2 separate regions of the Mus musculus genome follow, and region 1 is linked to region 2. Evidence: chromatin loops called from intact Hi-C (ENCODE). Cell type or tissue: gastrocnemius. All regions are shown on one strand. Links, peaks and the distances in the headings refer to the core of each region. The heading gives the core; the rest is flanking DNA.

What was found. A loop is a pair of places that touch in the nucleus more often than their neighbours do. Peaks named below come from ENCODE experiments on the same cell type or tissue, not always from the same donor. Only the 100,000 strongest peaks of a DNase experiment are listed, where the experiment ranks them.
Region 1: a loop joins it to region 2, with 3 times the contacts of the local background. A loop is called at or near these places in 17 of 42 quality-filtered maps.

The regions. Positions count from the first base shown.
Region 1 is chr4:119,415,279-119,429,859 of GRCm38, forward strand. Ppcs (phosphopantothenoylcysteine synthetase) reads right to left here and starts at 7,142. Exons shown (of 3, transcript NM_026494.4): 1 at 6,568-7,142; 2 at 6,302-6,405; 3 at 3,249-4,015. The coding sequence starts at 7,075. The coding sequence ends at 3,692. Zmynd12 (zinc finger, MYND domain containing 12) reads left to right here and starts at 7,406. Exons shown (of 8, transcript NM_001014900.2): 1 at 7,406-7,717. The coding sequence starts at 7,608. It overlaps Ccdc30 (coiled-coil domain containing 30), which reads right to left and starts at 243. Exons shown (of 15, transcript NM_029286.2): 1 at 1-243. In gastrocnemius, for the core only: CTCF peaks have their summits at 7,149 (motif pointing left) and 7,363; DNase peaks (open chromatin) are centred at 6,817, 7,142 and 7,520; H3K4me3 peaks cover 2,115 bases; H3K27ac peaks cover 1,682 bases.
Region 2 is chr4:119,531,652-119,546,232 of GRCm38, forward strand. It overlaps Frg2f1 (FSHD region gene 2 family member 1), which reads right to left and starts at 7,118. Exons shown (of 4, transcript NM_001004178.1): 1 at 6,957-7,118; 2 at 2,090-2,158; 3 at 1,662-1,898; 4 at 1-97. It overlaps Foxj3 (forkhead box J3), which reads left to right and starts at 8,010. Exons shown (of 13, transcript NM_172699.3): 1 at 8,010-8,194. In gastrocnemius, for the core only: no CTCF peak of the experiment used is centred there; DNase peaks (open chromatin) are centred at 7,909 and 8,343; H3K4me3 peaks cover 2,804 bases; H3K27ac peaks cover 3,143 bases.

The DNA.
Region 1 (14,581 bases), core at 5,211-10,210, 120 kb before region 2:
GGACCTTCGGGGACGGTCAAGAGCACACTTCTCCTGAGCCAACCGTTACCGGGCCGAGCACGCCGAAGCCGGCCAGCACCGCGCGAAGGAGCTCACCGGCGATCCGAAGAGATCTGGAATGTGCACCACGGGAAGAGCAGGTCCGTCCCCGGGCTGAGGTGGGATTTTCCTGCCAGCGCGCAGAAGGAGCAGGGGACTCTCAGCTCCAGCCGCCCAGCCGCTGTCATGGCAACCCCACTCAGCGGGGGACGCGCAGGCGCGACCCGGCGGGAGCCATGGAGACCATGCACGCTTTGGGTGGCCCGGGCCGTTCTTCCTGTGAAGACTGTTGTTACAGCGCACACCATTGGCCTCCAGGAACTACAGACTACCCCATTGGCTCCGGAGACCGCAGTAACCATAACAACAGTGTACAGCGTCTATATAATTCTCAGACTGCGAGTAAACATAGGGTTCTAATTCTCGAATTGTTTCCCTCCAAGTTCAACCTATCTCCTTATATTTGTTTTTCTGTAAGTGACTTCAAAACTTGGATGTGAGAGTCCACGCACATGAGAGTGAGGTAGAATTGAGTTTGGAACCAGCTAGTGTTATACAGTAGATTCCAGTCGGTGCCGCCTAGGCTATAGAATGGAACCTTGCCTTTAAAAAAGAAAAAGAAAAGAGAGGACAGAGAGAGAGAGAGAGAGAGAGAGAGAGAGAGAGAAGAAGAAGAAGAAGAAGGAGAAGGAGAAGGAGAAGGAGAAGGAGGAGAAGAGAAGGAGAAGGAGAAGGAAGGAGAAGGAGAAGGAAGGAGAAGGAGAAGGAGAAGAAGAAAGAGGAGGAGGGGGGGGGGAGGAGGAGGAGGAGGAGGAGGAGGAGGAGGAGAATAGAAAAGAGAAAAGAAAAAAGGCAAGATACTGTGCATATCAGGTCTCAATTTAGGGCCAGAATTTGTCATCACACCTGGAGTACCTAAGGTAAATTTCCACACTTCTGGACTTTTGTGACATGAATTACCACCTCTCTTGGAGCACACAGTTGACATGAACTTTAGGTCTAGTTGGCAAAACTTCCAGAAAACAACAGGCTTCGCCATTGGTACAGTGCTGTAAAAGATGACTTTCCTCTCTACAGCCACAGCCTTGGGTGCTGACTCATCTGCTAGAACTAGGTGACCTTTATGATAATATTCATGAGAGCCCACTTAAGATCATTTAAATCAAGCTTGACCAGAATTACCACGAAGGCTAGAACCCTTAAGAAAGCCTAACTAAGCTAATTGACAATTCTGTTTGGCTTCTTATAGAATGCAAGATAAATATTTTTTTTAAAAAAAGATTTATGTGCATGTAGGTTTACATTGATAAGTTAATGTACATCACAGCTAGAGCCCAAGGAAGCCAAAAGAGGATACCAGATCTCCTGGAACTAGATACAGTCCTTGGGAGCCTCGTGGGTGCTGGGAATGAGTCTTGGTTCAGTAGCCATGTCTTCTTCCAGCCCCAAAGTACTTTAGTGATACAGTTTAGCACAGGCTCAACTTAAATCTTCAGATGTTCTTTTTTCGAGACTCCAGGTGCGTTGTCAAAGCTGGATTTCTGGAGGCTTCTGCTTTTCTGGTATCTAAAACGCCACCTACATTTCTTGATCTTATTCTAGCTGCCAGCCCTTCCTTCTGGATCATGTGGGGGACCATCACCTCAACAGTGTCCCCTATTTTCTGTTTTCTTCCTTGGCCTTGAAAGTGTTTCCCCTCTCTGATCTAAAATGCTCACCTCCATTTCCACCCACTCCCACTGATCAGTTTCATTATCACCTCCTTAGGTAAGGCTCCTTGGTCCTCCGAGCTGGAGCAAATAAACGCCTCGTTTCCCTTTGCAAGTATTTCCTCCTGCTAACACACAAACACACACACACCTGGAACTCCTACCTGGGTGTTTTGAAGCTCTCAGAACAGACCATAAACCGAAGGGAGAAGTCTCTGGTGAGTCCATAAGACAAGTTAGAGATTGTTTGGGGCTTTAATAAAACGATCTTAAGTGGGCTCTCATGAATATTATCATCAAAATCACCTAGTTCTAGCAGATGAGTCAGCACCCAAGGCTGTGCCTGTAGAGAGGAAAGTCATCTTTTACAGCACTGTTCCAGTGGCGAAGCCTGTTGTTTTCTGGAAGTTTTGCCAACTAGACCTAAAGTTCATGACAACTGTGTGCTCCAAGAGATGGTTTCACTCCTGGCTGCAGCAATAAACCGTCTTGTGCTGGAGGCCACAATTCCAAACTTCATTGTTTCTACTTATCTTGCTTGCCACTTCTGTTTATGTCATAACTGAAACTCTGTACTGTCAGGGTACCTTTCCAACTCCATGGCCAGTTGTACTGTAAGCCAGGTTTTGACCCAAGGCCTGCACATGCTAGCCAAGTGCTCAACTACTGAATTTCACCATTAGTCCCTAACTGAAATTTATGTAGAACACTGACTTCTACATAATAACAGCACCCCCCCACCACCACCACAGACACACACACACACACACAACTGTATTTAGGACTACCCTACGTCTCACTTACTGGAGATTTTTCTGCACTAGGTATTCACTCGTACTCTAAAACAGGATAGTGAGAACTTCTTAGGGATAGTGAGTTTCTCAGGGACTCAGTGATCAAATGTTTTGGCCTGATTCTGAGAAAAACGGTAATTGCACCAGCGTACTGAGTGTAAAGTGCCAGACATGAGACCAATGCTCTATTTTTATCCCTACACTGTAGATACATAAACTAAGATTAAGTCAAGGGCCTCATTCATGAATCTAGTAGAATGCCCAGCTGGCTATCTAAACACCACACTTTATCACAGGGTAACAGTTCCCTCAGGGCAGAAGCAATCATTTAACTCCTGCCAGGGTCCAAGTGGAAGGCTGGTTATCTATCCGAAGAACAGCCTTAAAATATTTGAAAAGTATTACCTAAATATGGAATAAATCTAGGCCAAGAGGCAAAAAGTAGATGTAGGGAGGTCTGTGATCTACCTTATCTGCATTACTCCTGTTTTAGTAAAAACGTCTTTCTTCTTAAAAGACCCAGGTTTGATTCCCAGAACCTACATGGAGGCTCACAAGTTCCAGAGGCTCTGATTCCTTCTTCTAGCCTCCAAAGGTACCGCAGACCCATGGTGTATAAACATACATGCAAGCAGAAACACTCAAACACATAAAATAACTAAATTGTAAAAGAAAAAAAAAACAATAACAAAAAACCAGAAACCCGCCCTTTCCAAGTGTCCCTTTGTGGGCACATACTTTATTGCACATAAATTTTTGTACATCCAGTTCCCAAATGAGACGTGCTCATTCATCTTTCAGACCCTCACAGCTCACAAAGGCCCTGGCACATGGTAGGCACTTGATAAACACTTCTTCAGAGCATGACCATTCACGCACCATGACCTTACAGTAGGCCAACACGCAGCGGCTCCTGGCTCATCTGCTCTGCAGGCCACGCAATCCCACAGTCCTCTTTGTGAACTCTTGTTCACTTTCCAGATCCAGGAGAGCGTCCAGTGTTTCACTCTCAGAACTGAAGTCCCAGCAGGCACTTGCCTGCACACCGCGTTTACTATCTCTTCACTGTGTTGATCCTTAACAGAGGATCAATCTTAGTTCCTATCAGTGGTAAGAGCTCTGGTGTTTGATCCTAGAGGAGCATTTCCTTCAGTTTTTGTCACATATAAAAGCTGTGTGTCGAGACCGAAGGTCATCTACTATCTTCTCTTCTATCACCAAGCCTTTTGCCACCTCCTCCTCGGACAGCAGTAACTCTGTCTCCGAGTCTTTGGTTACAATAATCACAAAGGACTTTATTGACTCCAGGATGTTGGCCACCACCACCTGATGCTGGTAAACTTCCAAAGCATTCCGAGCCCGACTGATTATGATGTCCGGGTCTGTCTCCAGCTTAAAGGAAACTACAAACGCTTTAGGAGCCCAGTCTTTGACCAGAGGGGAAAGCATCTTTGGCACCATCTTCATTGTTATCTGTATCCGAAAAAGCAAGCCAAGTTCAGTTAGTTAACACTGGTCAGTCCCTACCAGGGATCCAAGCAACCAAGGACCGACTTTTGACTAAGGTTAGGTGGGCTTTCTTACAGTTTGGAAACTTCTTGCAGCACACCAAATGCCAAAGACTGGGTTCTGTAGATTCGTTTAGGTTCATATTGAAGCCTGAATTCAGAGCCCATCATCTACTTTGCTGCAAAGTATGTTTTCTGAACCAGTCCTGGCCTGCCATTTTCATTACAATTTCTCAAACGTTCCCCTTTATTTTACTATTTTCAAAGACAGTGTTTCACTATGCAGCCCCGGCTAACCTAGAGGTTGGTATATGGGCCAGGTTGGCTTCAAATGCTGATCTTCCCGCCAGTCTCCAGAGGGCTGGGGTTAGAGGTGTGAGCTGCCACCAAGCCTGGAACTTCCTTTTAACTCATTTAAATATTTTTAAGTCTTTGAGGATTTTATAGATTGTATTTTAATCATACTCATCTCTTTTATTTTTTAAAGAAAATCTGAAGATAACTATAATCTGTTCATAAAAATGTTACTTTGAGCCGGGCGTGATGGCGCACACCTTTAATCCCAGCATTTGGGAGGCAGAGTCAGGCGGATTTCTGAGTTCGAGGCCAGCCTGGTCTACAAAGTGAGTTCCAGGACAGCCTGGGCTACAGAGAAACCCTGTCTCAGGGGAAAAAAAAAAGTTACTTTGGCAGGATTCCAATATATTGGGTTTTAAATCTCTCAAGTCTAAAATGTCGTGCTGGTGGGCGTGGCTACTGATTTGATTTGTACTTGGAGGTTTTTTTTTTTTCATTTGTTAACTAAAAGTATTAATACAATAATCACAACAGAGTACTGAGACATGACTGACTTGGTCTTCACTTGATTAAAGTCCCTGCCCTGTTTCCTAAACCTTATACAACCAAAGGGGAATACTAAGTTGTTCTGGATTTTTTTGTTTTTGGTTTTGGTTTTTTTTTTTTGAGACAGGGTTTCTCTGTTTAGCCCTGGCTGTCCTGGAACTCACTCCGTAGACCAGGCTGACCTCGAACTCAGAAATCTGCCTGCCTCTGCCTCCCAAGTGCTGGGATTAAATGTGTGTGCCACCACTGCCTAGTTCATTCTGGATATTTTTAAGGTAGAAAGAAAAAAAAAAGGATAAACTGGAGATCCCAGGATTTTTAAAGAGTATGAGTTCTGCCTGCAAGTGTGCCAGGAATCCCACACAAGCTCCCACTTGATCTCTCTTCTTGGCATTTACCACCTGTGTGCATCAGGGATTCCCCTGCAGACTGAAAGCAATGCCAGCAACTGCCAGTGTACTTCTCTTCCACAATAACACTTGGCACACAGTAGGTACTCTGAAATGTGTAACTTAACTATCCCCAAGGCGCCCCTCAGACAATTTCATCAATAAACACTACTTATATCAGCCAACAAATGTCTATGATTTCCCTCATGTTCCAAGACACCAAATCACCTTCAATTTTCAGCGGTGACACTAAGGTGACACTATCCTCCCCTTCTTCTTCCTGAAAGGACAATAACCCCCACTTATCCCTCTGCTTCCTAGTTCCAAAATACTAGGATATTCTGTACAAACAAAACTTTTTACTTTTATTTATTTACTTTGAGATTTATTTACTCTCTCACTGTGCAGCTCTGGCTGGCCTGTAATTCACTAGGTAGACCAGGCTAGCCTTGAAATGAAGAGCCCATCTGTCCCTGGAGGGCTGCAATGAAAGGGAAGATGCTGCTGCATCCAAACAACGTCTTGTCTTTCCTTCCACCTTTGTGTCTCCAGGCTCCACAGGATAAAGTTCAAGGGTCTTAAGGAATACAAAGGTTGTGTATACCAAGAGGCAAGATGCCTCTTCAGCCTTACCAAAGCACTTTGGTTCACAGAACATTACCCAGTTGCAAACTCCAACTTGTAACTCCACTTAGAATAACCTTCCCCACTTGATCAGGCCCTCTGTCCATCTTTTGATGAGTCATCTCCATCACCCTGACACCCCCGTCTCACTACCCCGGGGATCTGACTGCACTTTGTACATACCTCCACTACAGCATTTATCATTCTGATCTGTGATTATGGCTGGTGTCCAGGCCCTCGCTAGACTGTGAGATCCTTGAGGGCAGTGTCTTATTCATCTCTGTATTCCCAGTGCCTAGCTCATACAGAAGGCTGAAAGGCCATCCAGATCAAGAGGAAAGTAACCCAAGATTGGTTAGAGGGGGTCAGATCTCTGGAAGAGAAGAGCCCATCACCTGCAGTGGGCCACCAGATGAGTGGATCTTGTGTTCAGGCATTTCGGAGACAGGAATATAGAAATCTGACACTGCCGCGGCCAGGTAAAACATCGCAGAAGAGCCTGTGAAGATAAACGGAGTATAAGAAATCGGGGAAGGGCATGGAATCTTTTCTTTAACTCGGGTTCCTTGGCTGTGGGGTAGGCAGCAAGCAATAGGGAAAAGAGGCTAGGGAGAACGGCTCTACAGCCAGGAAAACCTTTGGATTTCCTTGGAACATTCACCTAATGGACTGAGAGCCAGGGCAGCAGCCTGCAGCAGATGCAGATAATCCGCCAAAGTGGTAAACTCTACAGCCAGAAAGGTGCCGGCAGCGGCTGCCTCTTGGTAGCTCTGCAATGCTGCAGCAAAGCCCGGGAGCGCATTCTCTTCGGCCTCCAGACTCAGCTTGCCCGACTGGGCTGGGCCAGAAGGCCGAAGGGCTGACAGCCAGGCCTGGGGCGGGAAGCGGTGGGCATAGGGGAAGGCCGAGCGCGCTCGGTACAAGAACAGGACTCCATAGCCGGCAGCCAGGAAGACCTCCGCCGACGCGGCTCCGCGTCGCCCGCTACTGAAGTTGTCCAGAAAGCGCACGGCTCGCGCTTCCAGGGGGACCTTGGTGCCTCCAGATGTGATCAGCACCACCCGCCGGCCCTGCTCGCCCAGCCTGGCCGCAAAGCGAGCCATAACCTCGGCCCAGCGCGCAGCACCCGCAGGACGCGGCAACTCAGCCACCAGGTCCATTTCCGCCATCTGCACTGTAGTCACCCCACGGTAGAACCACAGCGCCCGGGCACGCCGGGCCGCTGGCGCCACGCCCCCTTCCGGATACCTGGGCTGCGCGCAGCCGCAAATAGTGACTATGGTCATTCCCTTTCCTATGTCCGCCAGTAGGTCCTGATCTCGCTAAGGCTCGAAATGCTTGCCTGTTCTGGGAAAGCCCGTCGGGAAGCGTCTAGAGGAAGAACGTATCTAGAAAATCCAGAAAAATTATGCTTCCTGTGGATTTCCTAGTTTGGAAAACGAAATGGTTGTTTTTGACCTATACCGGCCACCGTATAGTTCTCCCCAGGCTCGGGCTACATGGCAGTCAAGTTCTGGCTATTTAACCTTTGAGATTTAGAGTTTGTGCTCTCCCCTCCCCAATTGTCGCAGTCAGTCCCGCCCCTCCCCCTTGCCCTTGAAATCCCGACGTCCGGGCTGGCCCGTGGTTGTCACGTGACACCTCAGCCTTGCGGATGCTAGCCAGGCAACCGTCCTGGAGACCGACGCCGCCGGCCGCACCATGAACGTGATCTACCCGCTGGCGGTGCCCAAGGGGCGCCGGCTCTCCTGTGAGGTGTGCGAAGCCCCGGCCGAGCGGATGTGCACGGCCTGTACAGTCACTTATTACTGGTAGGCCCTGGAACATGGTGCCTGGTGCCTCTGCTCCCTCCCTGTCTCCCAACACGGGTCTGGCCTCGTGTGTCTGTCCTTTGTGGCCTTTCCTGCCAGGGACCCCACAAGTCCAGAGCAGGCTTGAAGACGCGTGTCTAAGACTTCTGTGGCTTCCTCTGCGTCTTCTCCGGCTCTGCTGGGTTTTTTGCCTGATGTTTTGCGGGGCTCCTACTGTTACTGTGTTGCAAACCCTTCCTGGTGCTGAACATAATGGGGCCATTTCTGTAGATCTCTCCTCTCAAAGCTCAAGGAGAACTCTGAAGACAGAGAAGTAGACAAATGATAATTTCAGGGAGAAATGGCAAGTCAAAGGAAATGGGAGGAGAAATTGGGCAGACAGCTTCTCTCAGAGTAGACGATTGGTCTGAAGTTAAGGAGCTAAAGAGCCGGTGTTCTTGCCCTACAAAGGCACAGGTAGGGTTCTTAAGTAGGGAAGACGTGTTCTTCAGGACTAGAAGAAAGACTATTGGCCAGTGCACAGCTAAGGGAGTTTGAATGTAGGAGAGGTAGTAATTCAAGATGCGAGGGGTTTAAATGTATTCGCATTAACACCATCCCCATCCTTTTTTATAAGAGAGTTTCATGTAGTTGGTCTCAAACTCACTATGTAAGCTAAGAATTGAACTTTTGAACATCGTACCCACACCCCTCAAGGGCCGGAGTTGCAAGTATGTGTTGCCATGCCTGGTTTGTGTAGTACTAGAGAGAGAACTCAAGGCACCGTGCATACTAGACAAACTACCAACTAAGTCACATCCCCTGCCCTAGACTCTATTTTGGGCCTCACAAAACTAGGATACTGACCTTCCAAACTTAACTCATAGCCAAATGACTTGTGTGTGTGTGTGGTTTTTTTAAAGCCTTATTTTTCATTTTACATGCTAAGTTCTGTCACTCCTGAGCCCTGAGACTTCTGAGGAGGGTAACATGGTGACTGGGGCAGTATCTAAAAAAGGTTTCTTTGAAATAAGATTTGAGTATTGAGAGGCCAGTACGGGCTTGCTATGTGAAGACACAGAAGAAGGGTGGGCCGTTCCAGCCATACAGCACTGGTTTGGTTAAAGAGTGAAAGACCTTGGCTGAAACCTAAATGGGAAAGAAAGCTGCGTGAGTCCCAGCCAGTGATTTCCACACAGGGATTCGGTGAATAACTCACAACCTGCATTTATACTGCATAAATAATATGTATTTGTAAGATGCATTTCTTCCTGCAGGCAGCAGCAGTGTGGGACAGGGGAGGGTCACGATGGCAGGCAGCAGCAGTGTGGGACAGGGGAAGGCAGACCCTGCCTTCTCGTTAGATCACAGGATCCTCCCCTTCTCAGACTGTTCCAGGTGCCCTTCCTCCATGTCCTACGTGATACAGCCGTCCTCATTCTTGGCAAGTGAGCATGGGCTGGAGTTCAGCATCCCAGTGCTCAGTAAAACAGCCTGACATTTTTGTGGAATTTCTTCTATTTTCTTCTGTATATTTATGGTATAAACTATGAATTGTGAATATGTTCCAAGGTGATAGATCTTTTAAAAACAGGACATTTATTTATTTAATTGTATTGGTGTGTGTGAGAGAGAGAGAGAGAGAGAGAGAGAGAGAGAGAGAGAGCACAGATCAAAGGACAGCTTTCAGGAGTGAGTTCTCTGTAGCCCAGGCTTTACCACCTTTTTGTTCCCAGAAATAGCGACTCAGACTGAATTATCTTTAGCTTTGTTCCCCAACCATCATGTATCCCAAAAATCCTATTCATTCATCCTATGAGTGCCACATGGCAAGTTACCTCTTCTTCAGTTTGATGCTTCTGTCTCCATCAGCATTCCTGGGCGAATCTCCTTCTCGCTCCTGACTATCCCAAAAATCCTCTATCTGTATCAGAACTTTTACCTCCCTATTTCCTGCCTCAGCTCATAGGCCAAAAGCCTTTTATTGAAGATTTCACACATTGCACAAAAGATTCCCTCTACAGTTCTCTGCTTCAGCATGCAGGTTCGAGCCCAGATCATAAGACTTGCTGGGAAGAAATCTTGCTGGCCTGGAATAAAACATTGTTAAGAAGGATAATTTTATGAAAGTACATATAGAAACATTAGTAGTATATCAGAGAGCTCTTGGTTTATAGTACAGTAGATCATAGCATATAGATAACAGTAATTTGTGATATTTTCCCTTTAATTGAATGTTTGTGATACAAACTTAAAGGCCTTCGCTGGCCAGCAGGGAGAAAATGTCAAGTGGTATTTGATGATAAGAAGCAGTAGGAAACTGGGTGTGGTGGTTCATGCTTGCAATTCTAGCACATGGGAGGCAAAGGCAGGAAGATCACTGTAAATTCAGGGATGGCCTGGGCTAATAGTTCAAGGCAAGCCTGGGCTACAGCGTGAATAGTTTCAGAAAGAAAGGGAAGGAAGGAGAAAGGGAGGGAGGAAATGAAAGGAAGAAGGAAGGAAGGAAGAAGAAAGAGAAGCTTTAGTGGATGGTAGAATGGATGCCTTGCATAAGGGCATCCAGATGGAGGTTAATAAACCCTGATGATGCTTGAATAAAACATGTCGGCCTCATAAACAGCTTAACTGTGCTCCCAGCTCCTCCTTTATATCCTGGCCTGGGGTGAATGTATGGGTGAGACAGCTCAATATTGATGGCACCCAGAAATGTATGAAGAAAGCTGTTTATTTAAAAAGGCAAGCTATGTCAGTTACTGTCAGTGGAACAAAGGTCAGGAAGTTGGATACATTATTTATTACCTTTTCCACCGTTCCCAGTGACTCAGCCTGTCTGTCCCTCTGCTGTGGAATGTGACTGCTTCTGAATCCCAGTGAAGTGTTTTTGTTACTCTGTTTTCAGTAATTCTCTAAGATACCCCCACCATTAAACAAAACAACAAAATCCTTAAAATGCTTTCTATCGCTTCTCTGGTAGTAGTATAGTTTGTAAATTAAATCCTTGGCTGTGTTCCTGTTATCTGGAGGAGGAGGAAGAGAGAGTGGTGGCTGCAGCCATGTAGTTCCCATGGCTGCTTTTGTGCTGCATCCAGAGGCTTGAGTTATTGCACCTGAGACCTTGGAGCTCCGGAAACACACAGTAGTTGTTGTCCGGAAGAAAAACAGAAACACACTGGCCACCTTTCCCCTAGATTATAGTTACCTGTTTTGAAATATGTATAATGTATAATAGATGCGTAGGTGAAAATGTCTCCTTAGCAGTAGAAATGCAAAAGCCAATGATTGCATACCCTCAACCAGAGCCTCAGAGTACACAGAGCTGAACTGACAGGGTCGAAGCAGGGAATGGTCCAGGCAGTAACAGCAGTGGGAAGCTTTAATAGCCCACGTCCAGGAGTGAATAGAACAACTAGGCAGATATTCCTTAAGGAAGTGTAAGACTAGGGCAACTCTGTAAATTAACTAGGTCCAACCAAGTCTGTGGAACACCCTAATAACAGAACGTGCATCTTCTCCAGTGCAATGTTAGGTCATAAATATGGAAGGAATAAAATCACAGAAGGTAGGTTCTGTTATGGTGCAATGAAATCATAACCAGTAACAGAAGGAAGTTTGGTAAGTTTACAATCAGGTCAAAAATAACACTCTTTAAAATCCAGTGGGCCAAAGGGAGACTGAAAAATGCTTTGAGATAAATGAAAAGGAAACAACAACATATACCCATACTTATAGGGTATCATTGATTTTGTAGTTCCTATGAATTTACAGCTGTTAATGTACACAGTAGAAAAGACCTCAGATCAGTAACTTAGTATTCCATCTAAAGAACAAACAAAAAAAATGTATTCATTAACCCATTCATGCATGGCTCTGCATTAGATCAGACATGCTAGGAGAAGGAGCAGAGGGGAATAAAAAGGAGAGTAGGAAAAACTATAGAAAGGATAAGTGAACATCACTTTCTTGAAAAAAAAAAAAATCACAAAGCTAATGAACTTTACCTAGAGGGGCCAGAAAAAGAAGATTCAAATTACTGAAATCAAAACTGAAGTTGATACCATTATTGCCGGCCTTGCAGAAATAAGGGAAATTATAAGAGAACACTCTGAACACTGTATATCAAGAAATCAGATAACCCAGATGAAAAACAGACCCATCCCTAAGAAGCACCAAACAGACATAAGAAGCAATGTCCGACTGGATCCATAACAAGTGATGGAAAACCAAAGCCAGATAACACAGGCTGGTGTATTCTTTCACCTTTAAAGGAAAATGAACACAGATTCTTTAATTTGTTAAAAAGAGGAACAAATAACTCATAATATTCTATATTCTATAAGACCCATATTGTGCCAGGAATAAAACCAAATAAAATATCACAAAATTACAGAATAGTATCCCCAATGAATACAGATGCAAAAGTTCTCAAAATTTTAGCAAACTAAACCTGTCAGCAAATATGAAGGATTCGACATCATAGGCAATTGGGATTTATTTTAGGAGTTCAAGATAGGTTGAATATACATATATCTGTCAATATAAAACACCATACTAGCAGAATAAAACACACACACAGTCTTACTAGATGCAGAAAAACCATTGGGTGAAATCTAGCATCATACTAAACTTGGCAGGGGGTGGGGTGGGAGGAATTCCTGTTACTTACTAAATAAAAATGACACAACACACACAAAAAAAATCCAGAGCTGGTGAAGGCACAGTTGAGCCAGCCCCGCGGGTTGTGGGAGCAGGAGAGCTGGCCCAGCCCCTCACAGGCTGCAGCACTTGGGAGACTGGGGCCTGCACTCTGACTAGGCAGCCCAAGCAGCTGGCTCTGGAGGTGTGGGTGCTGTTGAACCCACCCTGAGGGCATGAGAGCAGAAGAGCTGATCCTGCCACCTTCCTGTGGCAGCTTTGGGTGGCATAGCTGGAGCAGTGCCAGAGAGCTTGCCCTGGTGGTTTGGATAAGGGAGAGCCAGCTCAGCTATTAGCCAGGCCCAGATCCTGGGCTCTGAATTGGCTCACCTCAAAATCTATATCATCTGCAAATGGTTGGAACTCATGAAAGGGCCAGTCCTGCTGTCCCAAAGCTGCAGGATATCCATGACACCGGGCAATAAAAGGATAACCAGGAGGAGTCTGGATGAGAATCCAGTATTGATGGTGTCATAGAAGCCTTCGATCTCAGAACCCAGAGCAATGACTCATTGCAATGAACATTTGCAAGTGAAGATGTGTGGACAGAGGGATATAGTGTGGGACACGCTGTGACATGCTACAGCTTCCGCGAGATGTTTTCTATGTTTTTGTTGTTTGTGTATACGTTTTATTTTGTGGGAATGCTGCAAGGGCAGAGAGTGGATATGAGGGGACAGGGAGATGAGTGGCTCTGGGGTGCATGATGGGAAACTCACAAAGAATCAATAAAAAGTGTTTTAAAAGTCCAGAGCAGCAGAGAATTAACACCATACTTACTGTGGAGGACTGCGAGCTTCTCCATGCATGAGACCTGTGAGCCCACGATGCTGCTTCCACCACTCTTCAATACTGGGGCAGGGGTTCTAGTCAGGACGCAGTTAGACAAGACGATGGAGTGAAAGCCAGCCAAGCTTGGAAAGAGTAACGCAACCTCATTTACAGATGTTATGGCCTCATCGTGATGGCTGACTGTATGCCAGCCTGACTGAAGTAAGGGATGTCGGATAGTTGGTAACACCTTGTTTTGGGGTGTGTTTGTGGGAGAGAAAAGCATTTGTCCTGGGAGACTGAGTCAAGGTCATTCTCACCACAGAGAGTGGGTACCCTGCATTCCACTGATGGTCTAAACCTAGCATGGCACAGGGGTAATTTGCTCTCTTAAGTGCTGGGATATCTGTCTTCTCCTGTTCTTGGCTATCAGCTCGCTAGTTCAGGGGCCTTTGGGCTCTCGACTTAAAACAAGTAGATCCTCTCCTTCCTCCCTAACTGCTAGTCTCAGCCTTCTGTCTCAGTTGAATTACTGCTCTGGCTTTTCTGGTTCTCCAACACAGGAAACATTACAGGTCTTTAAGATTTATTTTTTTTCAAGTGTGTGTGTGTGTGTGTGTGTGTGTGTGTGTGTGTGTGTGTGTGTGTATAGAGCTATGTGCACATGAGAACAGGTGTCCACAGAGTACAGAGGAATCAGATCCCTCTGCACATGGGGTTACAGGGGGCTGTGAGCCACCCAGCATGGGTTCGGGGAATCAAACTGTATCTTCAGGAAGAGCAGTAACTGTTCTTAACTGTTGAGCCATCTCTCTAGCACCCATCGTGCAACTCTGTGTGCTCAGTATCACATGAACCAACTCCTATAATAAACATCGATTTCCCCTGGAGGATCCTAACAGGCTTATAATATAGAAAGCATAAGGAACTTAGAAAATTATATTAAAACTAAGCCATGAACACAGCAATACTGCAGGGTATGGAGGAGTAGTTAAACTCCTATAAACTAGCAATGAGCAATCCAAAAGTGAAATTAAGAAGGTCACCTTATTCAAAACAGGATAAAATATTAGAGAAAAACTTAGTCAAGGAAGTGCATGACTTACTGAAATACCATAAAAGATGATGAAGCAGTGGCCAGTCCAAAAAGAAAACCGGTGTAATTCCCTTAAATAAGTTAAATAAATAATATACTGAGAGGGTCCTGGGGTGGAAGAGAAAGCACTAGACAGAAATGATATGATATATAGACATGTAAGTATGATGCGGCCTTAAGACAGCCTTCTTCTTTGGACCAAATCCTTAAACAGTCCAGGGGTATCTCTGACCAGTAACCCAGACAGAAGGAAGGCCCGACCTTTATAACCTTCTAGGGGTGGTGGGAAGTTCACACAGAGGAGCCATAAGTTAAGAGTTGCA
Region 2 (14,581 bases), core at 5,301-10,300:
AGGCCTTCCAACTCTGGGCCTTTAATTCCTGGAACCACTCTCCCATGTGTCTTGCTTCAAGCTCCCATTCATTTTTCAAGGCTAAACTCAAATGTTCCTGTATAAGCAAACTGTGTTAAGACCCTCAGCCTCAGTCAGATTAAATTCCTTCCTCTAGGGGTGAAACAAGGAACTAGGAACAGTTAGTACTCACAGTGTGGTTTCTGTTAATTCACCATGCACCTATCCAGCGGCTACTATTATTATTTCAATTTGCAGATGAGAAAATTGAGCTAAGAGAAATTAAGAAATCGCCCAACTAATGTTACTGATCTCCAGGTTGATTTTACCTGTAGATGGGGAGCCCATGTTTTTGGTCATGGTTATGCCATACTGCCCCCTAGCTACTGCTTTTATCTTTGTAGTACCTTGACTCTTTAAGGAAACAGTAATAAACAGGTTGAATCTCTTCTTGCTTTGGGGGACTCATCCACAGATTAGGCCAGGCTTATTCAGCCATACTCTCAATGGTTGCATGAAGAATATCCTGTGGAAGTATTTTTTTCCCTCAACCCTATCTCAATACTAGGGATTGAACTAAAGGCCTCACACATTCTAGGGTATGGGTTAGCCTACCACAGAAGTCTTTAAGTCACTGCTCCTTCCTCTTTGAAGATACCTAGGAAATGTTAAGCCTTGTGACTCTCTGTCCTGATGTATCTGAGTTTAGGGTTAACCTCCATGTCTTCTTTGTCCAGTCCCATTATCAACTCTACTAAGCCAATTACCAAGCTCTCTGGAACACCCCCCCTCCCCCCCCCGTTTTCTACAGCTCTTAATGCCCTGGGAGGATGTATGTGTGTGCCTTTAATGAACTCTTCCCCACTCCAGGCCTCCAGAGCCCCTGTCCCACTCTCCATTTGTGTGGCTTTTAAATAAATAAAAAATACAACATAAAAAAATGAACAACAGCCGGGCATGGTGGCGCACGCCTTTAATCCCAGCACTTGGGAGGCAGAGGCAGGTGGATTTCTGAGTTCGAGGCCAGCCTGGTCTATAGAGTGAGTTCCAGGACAGCCAGGGCTATACAGAGAAACCCTGTCTAGAAAAAAACAAACAAAGAGCAACAATCCCCTAGCCCAAGTTGGCAACAAACAGTAGCACATCAAGAGCATTTGCAGTGAGTTAGGAGATCCAAGTTACAGGTCTAGATCATTATACAACATTAGTTTGACAAAAATATGGAGACTGCCTATCGGGTGCCAGGTACAATGATGGTACCATGTTTAGAGACAGGGGGCATCGTCTGTCTCAAAAACAGGGACTGAATTCTAAAGTTCAGCGTTACTTCCCTAGGTCCTGGAGCACAACAAGGCTTAAAGAGGCCCGCTATCTGGGCTGGTGAGATGGCTCAGTGGGTAAGAGCACCCGACTGCTCTTCCGAAGGTCCAGAGTTCAAATCCCAGCAACCACATGGTGGCTCACAACCATCCATAACGAGATCTGACTCCCTCTTCTGGAGTGTCTGAAGACAGCTATAGTGTACTTACAAATAATCAATAAATAAATCTTTAAAAAAAAAAAAAAAAAAAGGCCCGCTATCGCCCGTAGATCAAAATCAAATTTAATTTTGCTATGTCCTATTTCTTTTTTCTGTAATATTCCCCGGACAATCTCTTTACCTGGAAAGGATGCCAGCACTTTAAGACGTTCCAGAAAAGGGTTCAGAAACAGTCTGTATAAGCTCTGTTACGTTGCTGCCGTGACTCTCAGCTCTCTCTCAGTGGTCCAATGGGTGGTTGTCCTCATTTGTTGGGTCTTTCCCAGGTCTGCTGTGGCTTTGCTGCACATGTTTTCCATTCTGGGTCTGCTGCAGATGGAACAGCCTTTACCCTGAGCAGCAATGGTCATCAGGACAGCTAGGAATGGACAGCATAATTTGGCACACTGACTGGAGGCTTGTCTCATACAGATATTCCTAATCTATTAGGTGATACAGGTCACAAGGTCAATTCTGCTCTCAGTGGGAAGATCTAACCCAACCTTGAGAGGTACCCTAAGCATTTGGGAATGGTAATATAGTCAATTATACTGTCTCTGTGGTACTCACCCGCTAAGACGTCTTCTTGCAGTGGCTAGCCCCAGGAGGTTGCAATTTTCATATCAGTAGAAACAATGCCTGTGGGGTTGGAGAGTCTTTTGAAAATGGGCAGAACAGCCGACCATAGTGGCGCACGCCTTTAAGTTCAAGGCCAGCCTGGTCTACAGAGTGAGTTCCAGGACAGCCAGGGCTACACAGAGAAACCCTGTCTCAAAAAACAAAAAACAAAACAAAACAACCCCCCCCCCAAAAAAAAAAGAAAATGGGCAGAACAAATGCTAAGCATCAAGTGGTTCTGGGTTCAAATCCTGACTCTGCTGGCTCTTCTTCAAAATTGAGAGGGACACCTCCTAGTTTTGTGGTAAAGATTAAATAAAGTCTCACAAAGGGTCGATTATGCGGTCCATGAAGAATATTCAATAGGTTATCAGTACGCCTTTATCACTCTCCTCCAGCACAGGAGCTTCCCAAAGGGTCCCACTTAGTTCATTCAACACAAAATCAGCCAACGATGTTATACCTCAGAGCTAATAATTTAACTTCCAAATTTGCACCCAGAGGATCAAGTTATACTACCTGGTTGCCATTTCTCTGCTATGCAGGTTCCATTCATTTTAACACTCCCTAAAATCTGAGTCATTGATGGAGAGGAGATCCCCCTTGAACAGCCACTGACTGACTCTTCCGAGGGCCAACATTTCATCTACGCGATTGCTTACCTCTAATGTAAATACTTCATTCAGGCGGCTCATTGGCTTATGTTTGCTCAGCTGTCTTGGTGCCTTTGTGTCTCTCATTATGTTTTTAATTAGCTCAGTTGATTCTGAGAGTGGAGGTGAGCCAAGGTTTGAAGCAAGTTACAAGGAACAGAGAAGGATTTGTGTGTGCGTGTGTGTATATGTGTGTGTGTGTCTGTGCACATTTGCTATCAGATTAGCAAATAAATTATTTTGGCTATTACTGGTGGTGGTGGACTTGAGTCCAAGATGGCCCTTTCTACAGAAACTGCTTGGCTCCTATAGGATGTGAAAACTAACTTTTGTTTTACCAATAGTCAGAAACTAAAGCCAAGCTATCAGAGGGAAGAATTCAGTTTAAGGAGAGTTTACATAGAGCAATGTGGTCTAGCTCCAGGCGATAGTTATTGCCATTAGCCATGAGTATTTAATGACCTTTTATAAGACTCCTATTTCTGTAGCTTGCCTCTTCTTCTATCTACCCAACCTTTCCCACTTTTGTACAAGGTGTTCTCACCCCACTTGAGTTTTTCTTTATTCCCAAGCTTGCCACTGTCTCTAGATAGCACACTTCTGCTCATTTATTGCCTGAACCCCACCCTTACCTTTCGAGGGGGAAGTTTCCTTTGTCTCTCCAGGCCTACAGCTTCCTGCACCCAATTGAACAGTTTGCCTCATCCCTGTTTCCATGGCACACATACTAGTCTCTGCTGACTTGCATTGAACGAACTGTTTATCTATTCAGGCTTAACTCCTTGATATTTAACGCAATGCCTGGAGTGAGTAGGCACTTGATAAATGACTGCTGACCGCTCTTTAAGTATGCAGAGTGACTAATACTCAAGTGTTGTCATTAAGCAGCTGTAAGCAGTATTAAGAGCTTCCCAGTGGCCACTGTGTAACTTTTTACATTTTACATCTAATACAAGGAATTATGTGTTAGATAAAGATAACCAGGAAATTTGGAAGGCTCTTCAAGAGCTGGAAATGAGAAGGCCTTGCATCACGTTTCTCCCTTCTCCCTCTTGCAAATCTTGGCTCATTTTAAACCTATTTCCCATTTCCCCGAGCCTTTTGTAACAAACAGAGAAAAGGATCAGAAGGAATCTTTCTGTCTAAGTGGCTGTGGAGTCCCACTTGTCAAACACCCTGTCAATCTGTGCTCAATGCTTGGTTTGTAGGGTTCTCACAGCTAGGCAATGGACTGTGTCCTTTTCAGGGAATTTACAATCCACATGAAGCTGGAGAAAGACTAAAAACAATAAACAGCAACACCTTCATCTCTCTGAATCACAATCTGTCTCAATAATCTGTCCCTAGGCTTACCACCTTTTCTCTGAGAGCTGGCCTGCTCCACCCTTCCTTCCCAACCTATCTGTATCTCCCAAGACAGCAAACCACTCTTTCCTATGGGAACTCTCCACCACATATATAGTGAACAGCTGTCTGTGGGGGCTTTGGCTCGATGACGCCTGTGCACAAACTCTTTGGCTAGGTCTCTGTGATTAAAATCTCCAGCTCATAGATACAGTAACAGAGATGGAGAGAAACTAAATTTGATATAGGCAACACATGAAGTTAAGGGATAATAGATTTGTACTTAGGTCTGTCCTTCCAACCTTGGTTTTAAACTTTTCTTCCTTGCAAGGTCCCAGAACCTTTCTTGTTGCTATGGCCATTGCAATCGTGTGTGTGTGTGCTCATGCGCGTGCATGCCTGTGTGTACTTTTCCACCTGTTAATTTTTTTAAATTAATTTTATTGTCTATGTTTAAGGTATACAGTAAAATGTTATGGGATGAAAACCCATGGTGAACAGGTTACTATAGCAAAGCAAATTGACACATCTGTCTTCTTACCATTATTAATTTTTTTTTGTTTCTTTAGCCAGACCAGCTTACCTTCTATCCATAGCAGGAATCCCATATAAAGTACAATTTTATTGGTTCTCCACCTTTTGAATCTCTGTGGCCTCTGGTTCTGTTCCTCAAAGTCAGAGGTTTACCACCTGACCCTAGCAGGTATGTAAATCTGTTTTTTCTCTAATTCTATGCACCCTGTAAGCCAGAATGAATATCTCTGGACGGTATCTCAGAATTCTAAACAGTAAGAAGTCCAGTCCACGACTGATTTATTTATTTATTTATTTATTTATTTAGAGACAGGGTTTCTCTGTGTAGCCTGGAACTCACTTTGTAGACCAGGCTGGCCTCAAACTCAGAAATCTGCCTGCCCCTGCCTCCCAAGTGCTGGGATTAAAGGCGTGCGCCACCACTGCCTGTCCTGTCCATGACTTGTAAGAGGAAGTTGTATTCGTCAGGGTTCTCTAGAATCACAGAACTTATGCAATTCGTCAGGGTTCTCTAGAATCACAGAACTTATGCAACTTAACATATAGAGATATGTTAAGTGAATTTATTGTGATGACTGTGTGTCTGTAATCTAATAACTAACCTGACAATGGGCAGCTGTGCTATGTCTCCAGCAGAAGGTGTGGCCTAGATTAACAGTGTGGATCTGGGACTTGCTCTTTCCCAGGCTGACTTTGAACTCAGAGATCTTCCTTGCCTCAGTCTCCCGGGATTAAAGGCATGTACTACCTTGCCTGGGTGTAAACTTTTCATGGCCACTATGGCTCAAGATCTCCACGCCAAGATCTAGGTCTGAAACTTCTCTTCCAGCCTCAAGATCTGCATCACAGGTGTGCCCTCCAATTCTGATTGTAGTTCATTCCAGATAAAGTTGACAACCAGGAATAGCCATTACAGAGGTAGCCAAAGTGGTTTAGAGCCAAGTCCCTGCTTGTCTTTGTACTTTATCTTCTGGCTGACTCTACTTAAGTGTCTCAGAGAGATTCCTGACTATGGTCTTTTATGATCCTGATCTCCAGGTCAAATCCTGGTGACTCCTGGCTTCAATTTACCCCTCCCACAAACGGAAACAGCTGTATCAGTCTCTCTCTCTCTGTTTTTTGAGACAGGGTTTCTCTGTGTAGCCCTGGCTGTCCTGTAGCTCACTCTGTAGACCAGACTGGCCTTGAACTCAGAAATCCGTCTGCCCCTGCCCCCCAAGTGCTGGGATTAAAGGCGTCTGCCACCACTGCTTGGCTTTGTACCCGTCTCTTTAAGAGCAGCACCCAGGCTGCTTTTTAGTATTCTGTCTCAAGCCTAGGTGGAGGAAGGTGAACTTTGAGATCTGAGAGGCTGGGAAGGCTAGTGTTAATTATGTTCAACTGAGGAGCCACTTGATTGACCAGCCAACCAGGTAATTCTAATTCTCTCTATGAATCTGCGGTAGTCTACCCTTCCCCAGGAAGACTGGCAAGGGGGGTGGTGGGGGTATCCTCTTTGGGACTATGTTCTCCTTGTCATGATGTTATGTAATCAGTTTACTTATGTCTCACTAGACTATGAGTTCTTTGTTTTTGAGACAGAGTCCATGTGGCCCAGGGTGGCCTCAAACTTATCATTCTCTTGCCACAGTTTTCTTAGAGCTGAAGTTATGAGCATGCATCTAGATGAATTATTTTTCTAACTATTTATTGTGGTGTGTGTGTGTACACGTGTATAGCGCACTTACCACAGCATGTGTGTGGAATTGGTTCTTTTCTACTTTACATGGATTCCAGGGATTAGGTTCTGGTTCCAGGCTTGTGGAGTAATCTCCTTTACCTGTTGGGCCATCTTGCTAGCCCCTAGACTGAGTGCTTAAAAATATAAAAGCCCGTGTCTTATTTTCCTGTGTGGTTCTGTCCTAATTTAGGTCATCACCTTGTCCCTGGGTAGTGCCCCCTCTGACTTCCTACCCTGTACTCTAAGCAGAGCATTCACTGTTTAAAGCTCTGGAGAGACTGTCAATAGCCCACAAGATACCCCTCTGTCCTTATCTTTTACCTCTCCCGACCCTCGCTACTTCTAACACTCACAGGGATGTTCTAACCACAATTACATCAAATCCCTTCACTTCTTTCAAACCTCTGATTCAAGTTGCCTTATTATTGTGGCTCACCCAGGCAGCTCTTTTTAAAAGGATTTTCCTTCTAGTGTTCCACACAGCTCTGTCCTGAGTGCTCCTCCCCAATCCCCCAAGGTATCATTCAATGTTTTCTAACATTATTACATAATTCATAATTTTTATCACCTTTCTGCCCATGAGGGAATGATACTTGCCCCTCCACCGGCCTTTTCTGTTCACTGATTAATCTGAAGCACTACAGTAGTGCCTGGTACAATGACTTTTTATGTCTTTGTTGGACAAATGAGTGGATAAACCTTTAGAATTCCCATTGCCAGGAGATGCTTGACAGATGAAAGTGTTCAATGCTCCATGAAGGAATGGAAGGATGGTTTCACACTGTCTTAGCTCAGCAAGGTTGCCAGGGTCAATTCTCTCAGACCTTTGCTTTCTCAATCAACCAAACTCACTGACATCCATCTAACCATCTAATGTCCAAATACTGAGCAACTGCTCTTCACTTGCTGTTCTTGAGGCTGCAGGGAAGAGTACGTGACTTAACGCGGCTTCTGCGCAGCAAATACCTACCAAGTGTAACAGGATAGCACAGATTGTCAACGCTAACAGTTCAGAGGTAGGACCAGGGAAGACCAAAGGGAAAGTCCAAAGTTTACCAGAAGTCTGAACAACCCTACTAAAGGCTCCACCTGTTGATAGTGAGGCCACGACCTGGCCAGCTAACTTGAGATGGAGAGGATGACGCGGCAGGGGTAATGACAAGATGACATGCCTGGGTAGGGAGGGGCCTCGAACCCGGGTTCTTGACATTCCGAAGGACGCGTGTCCCCAAGCAAGGTCCAAAGCGCCCCGGTGGCGGCCGGGAAAATCCGCGCTGGGTGCTTGACGGGGCCGCGCAGAGGCAGAGGCTGGAAGGCGGGGAGGTCACGAGGCGCATTCCTCAGGAGTTGGAATCCCGGGAGTGGGGCCGGGGCCGCCTCGGCCAGCCGCTGTCAAGTCCGAGGCGCAAACACTGCAAGGCGCTCCGCACCGCCCACCGCCGGTTCCCGCTGGCCGCAAGCAGGCAGAGCCGCGGGAGCTCAGAGGCACTACTTGTCCCCGCGGAGGGATCCCTCGCACATCGCGCAGCAACGACGGGGCGGGCCGTGGAGCCGAGGACGCCGGGCCGGGAGCGCTGAGACGTCGCGGGAGGCGGGGGTGGGAGGGAGCGGGTCGGGAAGTAGTTCCGGGTGCGCGGCCCCGGATGTTGGCTGCTCCCGCCGCCGCTGCCGCCGCCGCCGCCACTCTCGGCGCCGCTCCGGGCCTGGGCCGCTCTCTGAGGGCGCCGTTGGGACCTTTCGCGGGGAACGGAGACGCACGCAGCGGCCGGAGGCTCGGCCGGGCCGTCCCGGCCTGCGTAGCCTGAGGTGAGCACGCGTCGCCAGGGTCTCGTCGGGGCTGGGGCGGCGGGCGGGGAGGCGGGGCTGGGGCATCTCCCGGGACGCGGGCGGGGGCTGCCCTGGGCGAGCGGCGCTCGCCGTCCTCGGCGCACGCTCCCTGTGGCCGGCGGTGGGCGCCAGGCTGGGCCGGCCGGGTGGCGGCCCTCCCTCACCCGCGGCGCCACTCCTCAGCTGCCGCTGCCCCTCAGCCCGACGCCGCGCGCGCCCGCCCCTCCCCCAGGTGGGCCCGCGCTGCGGATGCCGGGGCCGCGGAGGACCGCGACAGTCGCGCCCTCGTCGCTCCGTGACCTGCACCTGGTCCGGGCTCGTCCTGTTCCCGGCGCGATGCGGCGTCCCCTCCTCGCCCTCCAGGCGCTATTCTGCCGGGAAGGCGGCCGCTGCCTTGTGGGTCGCGGGTGCCCTGCGGGGCTGAAATGGCTGGGGCGAGGGTCCCACCTTCTCTCCCATCCTGTCCCCGGGCCCTTCTCTGGCATTGGGGGAAAGGCAGCCTTCGCATGCGGACGTGTTGCTGCTGTCCTGCGTGTGTTGCATCCTGCCCACGTGGTAGTGCCCCGTCCCTCCCACTCCCTCCATTTTTTGCAGTTGGTTGAGATGTTTTTTGTTTTTTTTTTTTCCCCCGCCCTGCTTTACTCCCCTCCACCCCGTGATTTCTTCCGGGCAGCGTGGGGAAGGTGTTAAGGTCAGTTTGTTTTGCCGAGGATGACTTGTTTGATGGAAGAATCAAGAGTTGTACTCTTAGGAAATTGAGACTACTAGGGGATCGACCAGATCTTAGTTAATTGACATCTTTTCAGTACCAGTAGCTCTTGCTCTTCTCTACTGCTTAATTCTCCAGAGAGCAGGCGCTTGCAACTGATGTGTTGGTGTGTACGGTTTTCCTTTCTCTATTCTACTTTCTTGTGTCACTGTGGCCTAGTATTTTCTAGTCTGTGTTGATGCAGGGCTCAAGTTGTTGCTACATTTCTGAATGAGTCGTGTCGGGGCGCTCGAAACTGGTGGGCTTCTTTTCACCTTTCACTGTTTATTTGCCTTTAGTTTTTCCTTGTGTTTTGTACCCTAGTGAGAAAGCATGCATGTTCTATTGGGTGTAATATACGTAGATTTTTCTCTAGTAGAAGGACTAGGTAGTCCTGCTTGCTGCTTTTGCAGAAAGTTCTTTATTCCACATCTCTAAAATGCACTAGGTACTATTGGGCTCTGTTTTTTAACACTGTTTTGAAATACATGTCTCCCTCCCCATCTCCCTTTAAGCTCTTTCAGGTTAACATTTACATCTTTCTGTGTTTCGCTCTTGGGAGACCACAGATTGCTCTCTTTACAGTAGCAGTGACAGACGCCTTTCTTTTATTCTTTTTAAAATCATAGTATTTATGGAGAAAACGATAGCTGCTGCTTTATTTTTTTTCCAAGTGATCCCCATTTTTATGATAGGAAGGGCTATGTAGATGTGATTTCATTTTTGAGTGTTTTGTTTTAGGTGAACTTGAAGCTCTTCCCTGTTTGGTTTAATATTGGAATTGAGGTGGGCCGTGTTCTCTGTTGTGGGCTGCTAGGGAGTTTCTCATGCCTTTATTAGGTGTTTTGTGGATGAGGTCAAGATTGTTTATTTTGGCTTTCAGTTTGTTAGTTTGGGTGAAATAAAACTTACTGTTTTGAAGTCACTCTTTCGATGTGAAAATTTCCAATATTCTCCTGTTTTTCAAACTGAAGATTTCCCTTTTTTCATCTTAATTTTAGATAGTCTTAAGTAGACCAGGGTGTCCTTTTATTCAGTGTGGTGAGGGCTGGCCTTGAACTCTTGGTCTTGCCTTCACTTCCCAAGTACTGAAATTACAGACTGTGTTACTACTCTAACTGCCTACATTGTAGTCTAAAATGTATTTTTGATAGTGCCTTTCCCCTATTTATCTGATACAAGTGACAGCACATTCTTCCTTTTTCCTTCTATGTAGAATAATAGTATTGAAATACAGATTCTATCTGTTTTCATTACACTAAGTATGGGTGGGGCAGTGAGAAATAGATGTTCTGCTATTCTCTGAGGCACATTTTTATAGCAGAGCAGTCAGCATTTGTATACTTCTGTAAAATACAGTGCTATGAGCTAAGATTTCAACTTCTGTTGAAAAGGAGTAGAAGTTGTCTCTACTTATGGAGAAGTAGCTTTATACGCACCAGTTCTGTGTATTAAATAACAGCAGACTTATATGTGAAATAGTGCAACCAAATAAGTGGTATGAAAAAGGAATTTTCATAAAAAATAAAAAAGGTGAGGAGGCAAGTGTGTTTAGAAGATTACAGGGACTGTCACAGAGTGTTGCACTGGTGAATAATATGTGTACTTACAAGATTGGCTAGGGTACCTTGGGGAGGATCTGTCAGGACAGATTTGGTTTGGTAGGCTGCTGTATGCTTTTTTTTTTTTTTTTTTTTTTTTGAGACAGGGTTTCTCTGTATAGCCCTGGCTGTCCTGGAACTCACTCTGTAGACCAGGCTGGCCTCGAACTCAGAAATCCGCCTGCCTCTGCCTCCCGAGTGCTGGGATTAAAGGCGTGCGCCACCACGCCCGGCTTGCTGTATGCTTTCTTAAGACAGCGAAACGACGTATCTGAAGAAGGTCTCTATGTCAGCTGAGTGTGCAGGAAATGGGAGCCTGACCAGAGTATTCTTGGAGAGTTTTAGGAATAATAGTCTGACATAAGAAACTGGTTGTGAAATAAAACAATAGCATTTATTGAATGCTTTAAAGCATTCCCACAATTGTTGTAAGCTCTTACATGTATTTACTTTATTAAGTCTTCATCTTAATGTCTTATAATCATGAAGTGACTTAGGTAGGTTCCTACCTATGCATTTGATTATCATTTACAGTGGGTAGTCAGGTGAGCTGTGGATTTGCAGTGATGGGCCTACAGTAAGTGGTAGTAAAACACTTGAGTAAATCTTTTTCAGGGAGGTGGGGGGATATTGTATAGTGGGAAAACCTGGGGAATTGTTTTTTTTTCCTCCTTGAGACAGGGTTTCTCTATAACCCTGGCTGTCTGGAATTCACTCACAAGACCAGAATGGCCTTGAACTCAGAAGTTTGCTCGCCTCTGCATCCCAAGTGCTGGGATTAAAGGCATGCACCACCACTACCCAGCGAATTTGGGGTTTTAAAGTAGGCTAATAGGAAAATAAAGCATTCTGAGAAGAACTGTACTGGCTAGTTTTGTGTCAGCTTGACACAGCTGGAGTTATCACAGAGAAAGGAGCTTCAGTTGAGGAAATGCCTTCATGAGATCCAACTGTAAGGCATTTTCTCAATTAGTGATCAAGGGGGAAAGGCCCCTTGTGGGTGGGACCATCTCTGGGCTGGTAGTCTTGGGTTCTATAAGAGAGCAGGCTGAGCAAGCCAGGTGAAGCAAGCCAGTAAGGAACATCCCTCCATGGCCTCTGCATCAGCTCCTGCTTCCTGACCTGCCTGAGTTCCAGTCCTGACTTCCTTGGTGATGAACAGCAGTATGGAAGTGTAAGCCAAATAAACCCTTTCCTCCCCAACTTGCTTCTTGGTCATGATGTTTGTGCAGGAATAGTAACCCTGACTAAGACAAGAACCAAGAAATAATTTCTGTCACAGAAGCCAAGAATAGGAGGATTTTCTACAAGGTAGTACTGTTGACAATGCTTAATTCAGTTTTAAAAATCACAGACAGTGACCTTAATGCAAAGATGGTTGAACTAGACCAGAAGGAATTTTAAAAGAAAGGTAACAGGTGACAAATTAGGTATTCACAGGATCTGTTGAGATTTTATGCTGGTTAAGATTTCCTCTGGTATTACTATTATTTATCATATCAGAGTTATTCAATGATCAAAAAATGGAGTTTGTCTTTAGAAAAGAAACTAGTGTTCTATGCCTTTTACTCCAGTACTTGGGAAGCAGAGGAGTAGGAGTGTCTCAGTTCCAGGACTCCCATTGAAAAACATCCAGACAAACAAACCAAAAAGAAACTAGTGTTCTGAAGAAAGTTCTGTTTTGTTTCTTTTTCCTTCCTTCTTCCCTCCCTTCCTTCCTTCCTCCCTTCCTCCCTCCCTCCCTTCCTTCCTCCCTCCCCCCTCCCCCTTCCTTCCTTTCTTCCTTTCTCCCTTTCTTTCTTTCTTTTTTTTTTTTTTTTTTTTTTTTGAAACAGGGTCCTGACTGTCCTGGAACCCTCTATGTAGACCAGGCTGGCTTCAAATTCAGAGATCTGTCTTCCTCTGCCCCCTGAGGCCTCAATTAAAGACATTCCCCTTCACACCCGTAAGGATCATACTATTTTACCGTGACAGTCTTTTGTGTCTAATTTTGCCCTTGTTTTAAGGGTTGTTGGTATGTGTTAGTGTCTCAGTCCCTTTTATTGTCAGATATTCTACAGTATGGATATACTATTCTTTTATCCATTCTTAATTCATTTAAACCCTTCACTCTACCAACTTCACTCCACCAACTCTGGCTTGATTTTTAGTTTTATAAACTACTGTGCTCTGCTAGGCATTAGGGATCTAAAGGTAAGCAAGTCATAATTGGTCCTTAAGCATGTATAGGGCTTTATGATTTATGTGTAATTTCATACATCTCGTTTGATTACACAGTAAACTTGTGGTGTAGGGAAAACATCTTTAGGATGAAAAGTTAGTTATATTAGGTGACCTGGCCAGGACTGCACTTGAAATGCTGGAGCAGATGTTATTGTTATTTATTTTTGCCAATTTCACCACTCTTTGCTACTTAAAGCATCCCTATGCAAATTCCTGGAGAATCTAGGGGACTGAGAAGTCCATATCAGTTGGGTAAACCTCATTTTTTTTGCTTTTTAGTGTCTCCTCTTTTGCCAAAAAAAAAAAAAAAAAGTTGTGTCTCGCTGGATGTCCTTGAACTTGGAATGTAGGCAAGGCTGCCCTTGAACTTGAAGTCATTCTCTGCCTCTATTTAGTGTTGGGGTATAGTAAAGGGATGAGCCACCATACTCAACCTGGGAATTACTAAATTCTTATGATGACTCTTTGGGACTTAGAGTGAAGACTTAGCAGAATTTTTTTGTTTGCTCTGTTTAAACAAGAGATTTTATATTTCTGTCCTTTAGAACTTTAACGGTGTTTAATGTAATGAACATTTTGAGATCTTATTTTAGCAACAGTGTTTAGAATACATCCATTATATGATCATTATATGATCTCTGAGTAGTAGATTTTATTATCAGATTTTCACAGATGAAATGGACACTGAAAGGTGAAATATTGCTTATGGGTACTTAGCTAGGGATGGAAGGAACCAAGTTTTGAAGTTTCACTGTCTATTTTCAGAACTCAGAATTAATTACTATACTGTTTTGCTCACTGATTATGAAATAATAAATTGTGTCAAGGAAGAGCAGGGCCAGAATATGAAGATAGGATTTGAATACACTTGGAGAAGAAGTGGAATATTACTTGACATTACACGAGGATTCCTTTTTAATGTGGACCTAAAACAAGGTAGATAGTTAGACTTCAGTGTGTTTTGTTTTGTTTGTCCTGACAGTATCTCAGCTAACAACAACGTACGGAACAGTGCTCTTCACTGGTGATGTTTTCTGTCCTGTAGATTTCCTCATTGACACTGTTCAGAAACTTCAGCTTAAGAGTCAGAACTCAATTCTACCTCTCTGCAGTCTTCTCTTAACTCAGATTTTGTTTCCGTTTTGAACAGTTACCTTTTCAGTCCCACAGGGGGACACCTCTTCTTCCTCAAAACTCAGGAAAACATCACAGTAGCACTTCATAATAACTTTCAAAACATTTGACCATTGTAGGTGGCATAACTGTATTTCAGTGTACAAAAAGAACCGAAGTACAGTGTTTTGGCTAAAGAGATTGTCTTATACTGAAATTGGGAAAGGCATCCGCTGTACAGGATTTTTTGATTTAATAGAATTTGTTATAACCAGATCAGCAAAGCATTATTACTGTGGGCCATCTGTTGGGTTATGGAAATAGCTTTGTTGCAAGAAACCAGATGTTGTACTTATATTTGTAACAGTGGCACTCTACTTATTTTAAGTAACCTTTTGTTGATAGGTACCTTTAGCTGCTATCCTATTTTATATATGAGAATTGAATACTTTTTCAAACTGGTGAATACTCTTGTACAATCAGTTCAAAACAAATGACTCATGGTGCCAAACTTTAATACTACAATAAGAACTTTTACTCTGATACCCAGTTTCTAATACTTTGTAGTGACTTCAGTTGCTTTAAGAATTTTACCATAAATTTAACATGATTTTATTTTGGTGTGATTGGATCTTTATTAACACCACATTGTCTTTATTTTCTGTCTTTAGTGAGTGAAGT